Regions from separate parts of the Mus musculus genome. Here region 1 is linked to region 2. A link is a contact called in ENCODE Hi-C or POLR2A ChIA-PET data. All regions are on one chromosome and are shown on one strand. Each heading gives the region's core, a stretch centred on a gene start or an enhancer-like site at or near the end of the contact. The rest is flanking DNA. Distances are from core to core; before and after follow the strand shown. Region 1 holds the start of Senp7 (SUMO1/sentrin specific peptidase 7). Region 2 holds the start of Trmt10c (tRNA methyltransferase 10C, mitochondrial RNase P subunit).

Region 1 (5,739 bases), core at 2,697-5,196, 38 kb after region 2:
AGGAGGATGGCTTTTCTATGCACACTCTTACTTCGGCCCCAGTTCTTTCTCTCCTTCACTGTGAAGTTCATATCAGTATCCCCAAACACAAAGACTCCAGGTTCTTCCAGCATTCCTCAACCCCTAGCTGATGCACAGTATAGCCCCACCCCCTGCCCCGAACAGCAGGGGACTGGGCTGCTTTTCCCAGAGGCTCTTTCCCACGTAATCCAGACTTTTTGATTACCTTCCTCTTTTTGTACTTTTGACCTGGCTGCTGTACCTGGTTCCCCTCTCATCCCTCTCTCTTCTCCTCCTCTTCCCACATTGCTCAGGGTCATAACTGTTAGTGGCAGGCAATTCCACTGGCCAGAGACCTAGCAGCTGCTTATCATCTACTGCCATTGCCATGTGTGCCAGGTGTGCACTGCAGATAAAAGCACCAACAGCCACCCCAAAGCTCTCTCTCTGCATTCCCTCTCTGTTCTCTGGGTGAGCCACCTTGTGCCTGCCCACCCACAGCTCTCTCTCCTCTCCCTCCCTCCCTCCCTCCCTCTCTCTCTCTCTCTCTCTCTCTCTCTCTCTCTTTCTCTCTCTCTCTGCCTCTACCCTTTCCCCAGGTCCGAATTCCTCTCCCCTCCCCCAGTAAACCTCTTTTGCAGCAGATCTGTTGCATGGTGTAATTTCTCAGGGGTACACCTTGGCACAGGCCTGCCAAAGGCACCCCCTCTCCTGGTCACTACTTTACATTTCATTCAAAGACCATTTTGGGCTCTCCCAGATGTGTCTGCCTCTGGCTATGCTCTCCCTTTTGTCTATAATAAACGTTCTCCTCTACCATCCCTAGGAGCAGTCATATCCTTTCCTTTAGTTTTTCTTTATCTTTTTCTCTTTCTCATTCACTTACCATCCTATATCTTTTTAATTGTGAATTAAGCTGTGTAGCTAATCCTAGTCTGTTGTGGCTTCCAGAAACCTGTTTTTTTTTTTTTTTTTTTTTTTTGTTTTTTGTTTTAACTGCAGCTATAGGTCAGGGAGGGAAGAGTTTTAGGGAGTTACCATATAATGGTGTGATGTCTCTGTTTGGTGTGATGTAAGGAAAGAAAAAAGGTCATTGAATTGCACACTTCAAAAGGATGAAGGACCGGGAAATGTGCAGCCCTGGCTGGTCTGAGTATGCCTGGCTTGAAACGTGATATTAAGACTCAAGTATTTCTGTTGTACCCTCTGGCTTGGAACATTCCAGTATTATTTTATCCTCCTCCTCCTACCTTCTTGCTTTCCAGTTGCCACGGAGTGGGTCCAGTGGGTCCTCTTCAATCCTGATTTCAAACCTTCCTGATTCAGTGGGAATCAGGGGTTCCAGCAGATGGGCATAGAGTCGGCGGGAATTGGGGTGACAAACAGACAAGACAACAGACACGACACAAGGGGGTGTGGATCTGAAGGTAATTTGTCAAATCAAGCATCAAACTTTTTATACAGAAGAAAATAGGGAAGTTAAGTGACAATGAGGTTACTGGATTCTTACATAAAACAGAGGAATGCAAACATGGAAGGACTGGCAGGAACCAACTGGGATAAAATTCAATGTTAACAACTGGGATCAACAGCAGCCCCACCTAAAGTCAGCTTAAACTTAGAAGCCAGGGGCGAGGGCTTCCATGCCCTTGCCGTAGTTTCTATTCTAGTCTATTGTATAGTCCACCTTCTCCCTAGGTCATTGTAAATACTTGTATATGGGTGTAACTCAGCTATCTATAGTTCTAAGTATCTACTCTGGTTCCTCAATATTAAGGGAAAGCACACAGATCCGCTTACCAACTAAAGCAAGGACATGGGAGCATTCGTTATACAGGATGCCCTAATTCCAGGAGACTAAGTTTCTGTGAACTTTTCGCCTCGGGACAGCGCCCAGGTTTTCAGGGCCTGTCGTGTTTGTCACTACTGGAGTGGATTTAGCATCCAGTGTCTCACTATAGAGCCAAATGTTAGAAATGGGCTAGATAGTAACAAAAGAGACCACCATTCCAATTGAAATGTTTAAACAAGGCAAACTTGACTTCATGAGGAGGATGTGCTCAGAAGAGCAAACACTGAGAAAGGAAGTGAATTTGATTTATATTGTAATTCAGGTGGTGACCTGTGTCTTTCCTGGGTGGGGGGCTCTGAGAATATTTTAGGATTTTACTGCTGTGAATAGATACCATGACCAAGGCCGCTCCTCCTCCTCCTCCTCCTCCTCCTCCTCCTCCTCTTCTTCTTCTTCTTCTTCTTCTTCTTCTTTTTTTTTTTTTTTTCGAGACAGGGTTTCTCTGTGTAGCCCTGGCTGTCCTGGAACTCACTCTGTAGACCAGGCTGGCCTCGAACTCAGAAATCCACCTGCCTCTGCCTCCCAAGTGCTGGGATTAAAGACATGTAGCACCACTGCCTGGCCAAGACAATTCTTATAAAGGACAACATTTAATTGGGGCTGGCTTACAGGTTCAGAGGTTCAGTCCATTATCATCAAGGGGGGGGGGGATCATGGCAGTGTCCAGGCAGGCATGGCATAGGAAGAGCTGAGAGTTCTACATCTTGTTCCAAAGGCAAACAGAAGATTGGCAGCTAGAACTGTTAGCATTTTGTCTAGGCTGTACCCCACAGTTACCTGGCAACAACTAGGTGTGCCCGACTGACTATAAAAGGGGCTGTTGGCCACCTTCCCTCTCTCTTCTGCTCTGTTGCCTTCTTGCTCCTGCTCTGTCCTCTTGCTCCTTCTGCCTGTCTCCCCATTCCCCTCCCCCATCTCTCCCCATGTCCTCATGGTGCTCATGGCCGGTGTCTACTCAATAAACTCTATGGGGGAAGGGATGGCTCAGCATGGGCTGGTGGAGGCACCCCATCTCCCACACCTGACTGCACAGCCACCAAACATACTCTTCCTCTCCCTTATCTTTTTACTAACAGAACAAGGACCAGGGTCTTGAAGCCCACACCCACAGTGACATACCTACTGCAAGAGGCCACACCTCCTAATAGTGTCATTCCCTGGGTCAAGCATGTTATAGTCTTAATTCTAGTGGCTATTTTGAAAAGAATTAGCACACAGGAAATGAGAAGGGGAATACATAACATTCCTGGCTCCAACTGGGTGGGAAGATTACAACGTGTCTAAATGTCATACAAGGTGGGGGAGAAAAAAAGATGTGAGTTTCTTGCTCCTGTGTGGGAGGGGGCGCAGGAAGAGCAGAGAGAGAGAAGCGTGGGGATGGTGAGACAGTAACAGATGGCAGGTGCAGGGGAAGAATCCTTGGCCCCAGAGAGTGGAGCTCTGGGACAGCCTGGTGCTTAGCATCTGCAGGAGTAGGGAAGGTGAGAGGCCAGGAGGCTGGGGTAGGGGTATTTGTGGATGGGGACTTTGGGGCTTTGATATGCAACCACAGGTATATGTCAACGAGGAGCCATCTGCCCCATCTCCTAGGCAAGGGAAACAAATGCTAGCCTTTATCTATCAGAGATCTAAGTGCTGGGCCACGACTGTTATTTTGGATCCTGAGGCCTAACAGTACCAAACACAGGCTTTATAGTTTTTGATAGAAAAGACTCATATTTGTTTATTTCTTACATCAAACAACAGGAACAACTACATTTTGCTGTCCTTGTTTCTAAGTTTGAGTAGCCTTCTTGAGGACAAATAGCTAGAAATACCACAGACAGTAGCTTCTCATATTTTGGGGGGTAATTTCGTTCAAAAGGCATAAAAGCAGAGGTACTCGGTATCTGTAATTTTTGTCAACTCAAATTTTATTTTAAAGTCAACGGGTTAAAAAATCGTGAATCAAGTTTTTCCTTAGGGACCCTCGTGGGGTAAGTCCCCTTCGCCTAACCAACGACAGAACGATAGGCTCGCAGGCTAAACAAGGCCCAGGAAGCGCTACCTCTGGCAGAGGTGGGAGGGGCAAGGGACTTCCGGTCGGGGGGGGGGGAGGCGACGACTAGTGCGCAAGCGCGAATCTCACTTCTGGCTTTCTCTCTTCCCCTCCCCCTCCCTTCCCCAGCCCGAGGGGTCCTGAGGTGACAGCGCCTGGAAGTGGGACTGGAGGAGCCGGCGGAGGAGAAGATGGACAGGGCCAGGCCTGGGCGTCGGCGAGCTTCATCAGGTGAGGAGAGCCGGCGCGAGGGCCGAGCCGACCATTGTACCTGCGCGGCTGGCGGCGGCTCCGCGGCGCGGTGGGGAGGGAGAGAGGGAGGGAGAGAGGAAGGGAGAGAGGGAGGGAGAGAGGAAGGGAGGGAGGGAGGGAGCGGCGGGGGCGCGCATAATGGAGAGCTGGAGGGGGGGGGGGCGCCCGCAGCTGTCGAAAAGCCTCGGCCGCCTGCCCCTTCTGCACCCCTTTGGTATGCTCCCTCCTCCCGGGACACGCTCCTTGATTGTCTTCGGTCCAGCGGTCTTCTCTGCTGGCTATAGCCGCTGTCCTGCCACGCCTTCCTCGCAATTGCACCCGCGTTCACTTTCGCTCCCACCTTCCCCGCACAAGATGTCACTCTCCTTTCTGATCCTTTGACCCCTCGCCTGGCCGGCTTCCCTCCTTCCTTTGGCAGATCAGAGAAGCTGCAAGCGAGGAAGGCGGGGCTTGTCGGTCGCCCCGCAGCGCCTCGAGTAAATAAAATACTCCTGCTGTCCCTCTCGTCCGACAGGCTCGTTTAATAGCGTTTTTCTTTTCCAGCCTCCAGCATCTTCCAAAAGTGATTCGAAAGTCAAAGGATTTGAAGCCGGGTTTTTTGTTGTTGTTGTGTTTTTGTTTTTGTTTTTTTATCTCAGCCCATTTTTTGGAATTGTTTTAAGACTTGAAACTCAAGAACCTCTTTTAAGTTTTGTATAAAATTGAGATAGAGCTCCGCCCCGTCGACAAGTTATTGTTATCCATCTCATCTGTTAAGTGCACCTCTTAATTCCTGGAGTCAGCTCCCGTGTGCATAGAAATGCACTGTCTAGTACATAAAACAGTGTCGATGAATTCATTGAGTTGTTTTTGTTTTCTTTTCTTTTTCTGTTTTTGAGAAAAGGTCTCCCTGTGTAACTCAAGATGGGGTCATATTCCTATTCCCCCTGATTACCTCTTCTGAATGGTGGGGTTACAGGCGACCCCCCCCCACTTTTTCCTCTTTCTGTTTTTTTGAGACAGAGTTTCTCTGTGTACTCCTGGCTATCCTGGAACTCAATTTGTAGACCTGGCTGGCCTCCCAACTCAGAGATATGCCTGCTTTTGCCTCCCATGTCCTGGGGTGTTAAAGGCTTGCACCACTACCAACTGAGCTCAACCCATTGTAAACTTTCTCATTATACGGTTTATTTTGGTAGAGTTAGACTCAGCAGTTCCAAATCTATTTAGGTATGCCCGGTGGCAATGTGTCTAAAGCTCTTAAGGCTATGAGCACAGATCTCTGAGGACTCGGTTTGACAGAGTTGAACTCCCAAGATCTCTTCATATGCAATCAATTTTATCAATATTTTTGTCTTTTTTTTTTTTTTTTTGAGGAATGGTCGTCCTCTTGCAGCCTTGGAGCTCAGGGGTCTCCTGCGTCAGACTTTTCCCGTGCTAGGATTTTAGGTGTGTTGCTACCACGCCTAGCCTTTTCCCACTGCGTATTTTAAAGATACTAGCTGTTCTTTGCCTTTGAAATCATATTTATGCAAGACATAAAGGTGTTTTTATATGCATGTCTCTACTGATGAGTTTTTGTTTTAATATTCCTGCTCCCTGGGGTCAAGTAAAATTG
Region 2 (6,058 bases), core at 670-3,169:
GGTCGGCTTAATTGGCTGCAGAAGGCAACTGATTTCTGAAGTTCAGCGGGAAACCTTTGAAAATCTTAGACATTGCACACCACCAAGTCAACTGCTAAGCTGCGATCACTTACTGGTCAATTTTTTTTTTTTTAATTTGTGAGACAAGGGTCTTGTTATGCTTGGTGTCAAACTCATCAATTTAAGTGATCTGGCACTATAGCTGTGCAGCACCACTTCCTGCTCCACGTGATTTTATATAGTAATTTCAACATATTCTTAAACAAAAGGTTGACTCAAATTCCTCTTTTAGCTTTGTTATGGAACGGGCCTAAATGAGCAATATAATAACACAGCAAAGTTATATGGCAATTATAGGGCTGAGAACAAGACACTATAATCTCCTTCAGATGCACATCCAATCTCAAGATCCTTTATGAAATCAACAATGGAGACAAAAAGCAGGAAAGTTACGGAAGATGAAACCTGACTTAAAAACAAACAACCCTAAAGCACTGCCCACAAATGCCTTTGCGCTTCCACAACAGAAATGCAAGGCAGCTGACTAAAACAGACAGTAAATGTCTCAGCTCAGACTTTATAGCAGACGTTATAAAATAAAATATACAAAGCCAGGACAAATATATAAAAGGTTCTATAGTTTTATCTCAAAGAACTAGATGTTCCACAAAACAGCGAAAACACTTTGTTTGAGAACTTATGTAAAATGTGAGGGAGAAGGAAAATTCTTGAAAAATCCCACCCATCTTTAGCTTCTTGTCTGACTCTGTATACCCGTGCGTGTCCTCTGCTCCATGCAAATGCCCGGATGCACTCCATTCCACAGCAGTATAGTCCTAACTATGTGTTCCGTTGAGATCCAAGTTCACTCATGTGGTTTAAGCGGGTTTTTGCAGTATCACCCTTTGCTTGCCTGCCTTTTCAGCTGCACATCTTCTTTTCCCACTTTAGAGCAAACAATCCTATTAGTTTTTCAGAGCACCCTGTGCCTATGATAATACTTGTTTTCCCCACCAGAAACTAAAGACTATATTCCATTAGGATAAGGGCTGTGCCTATCCAGTTAAACGTGGCCAGCTTAGTCTACATATTGAGTTCCATGACAGCCAGGAATACTGTAAGACCGGTATCAAAAAGCAAAACAGCAAAACCATTCAAAAACAACCAAAAAATAAAAACTGATATCAGACTTTGAGAATTATTATTTAACTTAGAATCCTCAGGACCTGAGTTTGACAAAGTTATCATCCTGGGTAAGGCTTATTGTAGGCCTTCCAGCCCATGAGACCCTACTTAAAAAAAAAATATAAAAACAATATAGTTGATTTTTGCCTTTGTAACTAGTAGAAAGAAATTTCACACCACCATAGAAATTAAAAACAAAAACAAAAGTATAGGTTCTCCACTCTTTAGCGCCGGCTGGCAAATTCCCTTCCAGACAATTCTCCTGCCTCTGCCTCCCGAGTCCTGCCCCACCACACTCACTATAACAACCAAATTTTAAAAATATTTTATAGTAAAGTTCTGTGTGTGAGTCTGCGAAGGGGGTAATTATGTGCGCGGGCATGGCGATGCCCGGAGAGATCGAAAGCATGGGGAGCACCTAGGCAGAGAGACAGACCCCGACGACTTACACTTTAAAGCGCGACACAGGAGACGATCTGGGTGAACGCGGCTTCCGCTTCAGGTAGCGCCGTGCCTAACGACTCCTACAGCACGGCTTCCTCTCGCCTGGGGTTCTCAGAGGCCACGTTCCACGCCCCGCATCCTGGAAAGCCAGCGGGTCCACCCAGCACCCCAGCACCGGCAGAGAGAAGCTCCGCAGGTACCCAGACTGCGGCCGGCGGCTGGGCTGCAGGACTCCGGAGCAGATCCGCGTGCACACCGCGGCCTGCACTGCACCGCGAGGGTTTCCGCCGCGGCCGCCGGAAGTCCGGCACCACCGGATGTCCCGCCCCTCCGGCCACGGCCTCTGACGTTTAACTCGGCAGGCAGTTTGTTTCCCCACCCCCACCGCGCCTAAAGTCGCTCTGCGACCTCGCCGACTGCCCCTGAGTCCCCCGGAAAATGACGTTTTGAGTCGATTTGGGGGCTCGCCACCGATGCCCTGCCACATCATTTATTGCTTGGCGGTTAGAACTCGAATCCTTACAGGCTCTCAACTTGGTCACTCTCGTTACGCGCATGTCATAACAAAACCATAAGACTCAAGTCTTCACGTTCTATTTTAGAATTTAATTCTAGGCGGGCTAATGGCCAGTGTTTAATCCCAGAGTTTGGGAAGCTGAGGCGGCGGATCTCTGCAAGTTCGAGGCCATCGTGGTCTACAGAACGAGTTCAAGGACAGCCAAGGCTTACTCAGAGAAACCCTGTCTAGAAAAATCCAAGAAAGTAAAAGTAAATAAAATCTAATTCTAAATCAGTACTATTGCTAGTACCTACTACAGTGTGTACATACCATGTCACTTACGTGGAGAACAGGAGACAACCCCCGGGTATTGGTCCTCAGAGACAAGTGGATTTCTATGAGTTTGAGGCTAGCACAGTCTACTAAGTTTGAGTGAAAGATTCTGGCAGAATGTAAAAGGTCATAGAAGCCCTGAAATTGGTAAAATAGATTTTATTGTTAGTAGAACTGGCTTCATTGATTTAGAAAAATAGAGGTGCACAATGCTTTGGCCACTCCTCGAACCTGTGTGCCTGCCAATGTTCTGACCAGGTGTGTGCCCATTGCTGTACCTTCATTAGATTTTTTCCTTGTTTCCCTCCCATACCCATTTCTTGAGGAATCAATCATTTTAGAATAGATATTGTTTAGATCTGGAAATCCCCTAATCTCCCCCTTCTCCTTTCCCCCCGAGGGCCTATAAAAACTGGAAACTCTTTTCTCTCGGGGACGACTCCTCTACCCCTGCGTGGGATATGAGTCGTCCCCAGAGCTCTGGCTTTCCCCAAATAAAGCCTCATGTGGTTTGCAACAAGCTCGGTCTGTCGTGAGTTCTTGGGTGTCCGCTATTGTCCTGAGGCCTGAGTGAGGAGCTCCTCTCGGAGTTTTTCATTTGGGGGCTCGTCCGGGTTTGGCGTGACCACCCACGTCTCCGAAGACCCACTTGGAGGTGAGATTTTTTTGTCCAAAAATATTTCTGTAAGCCGGCTAGGTTCTGTGCTGAAATTTGCAGCCGCGACGTTTCGTGAGAAACAGAGACCTTTGCCTCGGGATGAGGCACTGAGTGTGAACAGCAGACGTGCTGGAATCACTGGCTGCTGCTCGCTCTGGGGGACGCCCTGAGCGAGGGGAAGGACTCTAGGAGTCCGTCTGAGGTGGGGAGTGTACTCCCTCGACCATCTGTATTTCTGAAGCCCTGAGCGAGGGGAAGGACTCTAGGAGTCCGTCTGAGGCGGGGAGTGTACTCCCTCGACCGCCTGCATTTCTGAGTTGGTTTTGTCAGTTTGATGGAAGACAGGCATCTGTCAGTGTGTATTTGTTTTTTGTGTCTGTTTTCAGGTATTTGTCAGTGTGTATTTGTTTTTTGTGTCTGTTTTCAGGCATTTGTCAGTGTGTATTTGTTTTTTGTGTCTGTTTTCAGGTATTTGTCAGTGTGTGTATGTGTGTTTTCTGTGTTTGTTTTGTGTTTTCCATGGTACTGGATGGACTGTAACGACCCCCCTAAGTTTGACTTTAGACCACTGGACTGAAGTTAGATCAAGGGCCCATAATCTTTCAGTAGAAATTAAGAAGGGACCTTGGCAGACTTTCTGCGCCTCCGAGTAGCCGACTTTTAATGTAAAATGGTCACTAGAAGGGACTTTTGGTTTACTCTTATCTTTGAAGTTAAAGCCATTGTTTTTCAGAGTGGACCTGGGTCCCACCTGGATCAACAGCCTTACCTCATTCAGAATTCACCGCCATAAATCAAACCATGGGTTCCCCCATGCCTCTCAGAGCCCTCCCCTGGCTGCTCCCATGCACTCGAGTGGGTCAGCACAGTGCCCTCGCTTTCTGCCCTAAGAAGGAGTCCCTGCACCCGGCTCTGAGATTGCTAAAGGCACAGTCTGAGGACCGAGGACTACAGCTGGGACCCGGAGCCGACAAGCCCAGAGTCCCCCAGCAAATGAAGCTCCTGACACCACTTCTGCCTTTTCCTTTGTGAGCTGTGGGTAACCTGCCCACAGACAGGCAGTCTCTGCAGACCCTTCAATATTGACCTTTCTCATCGGCTGATCTGTACAATTAGAACGCTGGGTTCCCTCTGGACCGGCCAGATTAGAACTACAACACGGCACAAGGTAAGGAGAGGTTGACAGTTTACTGGCCGGGCTCTAGTCTAAAGGGAGCGATGAGACGCCCCACCAATTTGGCTAAGGTAAGAGAAGTGATGCAGGGCCTTACAGAGCCCCCATCTGTTTTTCTAGAAAGATTGATAGAAGCTTATAGATACTATACTCCTTTTAACCTGACCTCTGAGGGTTAACAAGCCGCGGTTGCTATGGCTTTTAAAGATTACATGCCATGGCTTTACAGGATTTAGTTAAGGAGGCAGAGAAGGTGTATCATAAGAGAGAAACAGAGGAAGAGAAGAGAGAGAGGGAAAAACGAGAAGAAGAAGAGAGAGAGAAACAGAGGGAAAGAAGACAGGAGAGGAATCTAAGCAGGATTTTGGCCACAGTAGTAGGGGAACGTGAAGGAAGGAATAGGCCAGAGAATAGACAGATAGGGTACCTGGGCAACAAGGAATCCAGATCTGGAGGAAAAAGATCTGTCCAGAAGATTTTAGAGAAGGACCAATGTGCCTATTGCAAAGAAAGAGGACATTGGGCACAGGAATGCCCAAAGAAGGGAAGGGCCCCTAAGGCCCTGACTCTGAAAGATGATGAATAGGGGAGACGGGGCTCGGACCCCCTCCCCGAGCCTAGGGTAACCCTGATGGTGGAGGGGACCCCCACGGACTTTTTAATTGACACAGGGGCAGAGCATTCTGTGCTGAAACATCCACTGGGAAAAATAAAAAATAAAAGAACCATAGTGATTGGAGCCACTGGTCAGAAACAATACCCCTGGACCACTGCACGCACTGTAGATCTGGGGAAAGGCCAAGTGAATCATTCCTTCTTGGTCATTCCTGAGTGTCCCACACTGCTTCTAGGAAGAGATCTTCTGACTAAATTAAAGGCCCAGATCAGATTTACCCAAGAGGGGCCGAGAGTAACTTGGGAATCTCCCACCTCCGTAGTCTTAGCCCTGCAGCTTGAGGAAGAATACCGATTGCATGAAGGCATAAAGCAAACAGAGGTGCCAGACCTAAAAGACTGGTTGACTGCTTTCCCTAGAGCATGGGCAGAGACTGGAGGCATGGGAATGGCTGTCAGAGTTCCCCCTGTGGTTGTGGGCCTGAAGACAGATGCAACCCCTATAGGAGTGCGCCAATATCCAATGAGCCGTGAAGCAAGAGATGGAATCAGGCCACATATTCAGAGACTATTACAATTAGGTATTTTGGTACCGTGCCAGTCACCCTGGAATACTCCTTTACTGCCGGTAAAGAAACCTGGCACGAGTGACTACTGACCAGTCCAAGACCTGAGAGAGGTCAATAAGAGGGTCCAAGATATTCACCCAACTGTTCCTAATCCCCATAACCTCCTCAGCTCACTCCCTCCAGAGCGAAAATGGTACACAGTACTTGATTTAAAAGATGCTTTCTTTTGCCTGAAGTTACATCCCTCCAGCCAGCCCATATTCGCCTTTGAGTGGAGAGATCCTGACACTGGACAAACGGGACAATTGACCTGGACACGGTTACCCCAGGGGTTCAAAAACTCCCCCACCCTTTTTGATGAGGCTCTACATCGAGATTTAGCCTCCTTCCGAGCTGAAAACTCCCAGGTAACCCTGCTCCAATATGTTGATGACTTGCTCCTTGCTGCAACCACGGAGAGAGAATGTTGGCAGGGGACCAAGAAATTGCTAGTAGAACTGGGTGAGTTGGGTTACCGGGCCTCTGCTAAAAAAGCCCAGCTATGTCAGATGGAGGTAGTCTATTTGGGATATATCCTCCGG

Evidence for each region. Hi-C counts contacts between places; a loop is a spot of excess contacts on that map. ChIA-PET counts read pairs that join two places held with the same protein, here RNA polymerase II (POLR2A).
Region 1: a loop to region 2 is called in a map of heart, with 6 times the contacts of the local background. The contact joins the promoter of Senp7 here to the promoter of Trmt10c in region 2. A Hi-C loop is called at or near these places in 17 of 37 maps with a recorded cell type or tissue (CH12.LX, T-helper 17 cell, gastrocnemius and 4 more). POLR2A ChIA-PET finds 5 or more read pairs at or near these places in 4 of 5 experiments (Patski and embryonic stem cell).

What each region holds. Positions count from the first base shown.
Region 1 is chr16:56,071,458-56,077,196 of GRCm38, forward strand. It overlaps Senp7 (SUMO1/sentrin specific peptidase 7), which reads left to right and starts at 3,947. Exons shown (of 24, transcript NM_025483.4): 1 at 3,947-4,121. The coding sequence starts at 4,082.
Region 2 is chr16:56,035,867-56,041,924 of GRCm38, forward strand. Trmt10c (tRNA methyltransferase 10C, mitochondrial RNase P subunit) reads right to left here and starts at 1,920. Exons shown (of 2, transcript NM_029092.4): 1 at 1,635-1,920. It overlaps Gm22422 (a small nucleolar RNA gene), which reads right to left and starts at 21; the gene lies at 1-21.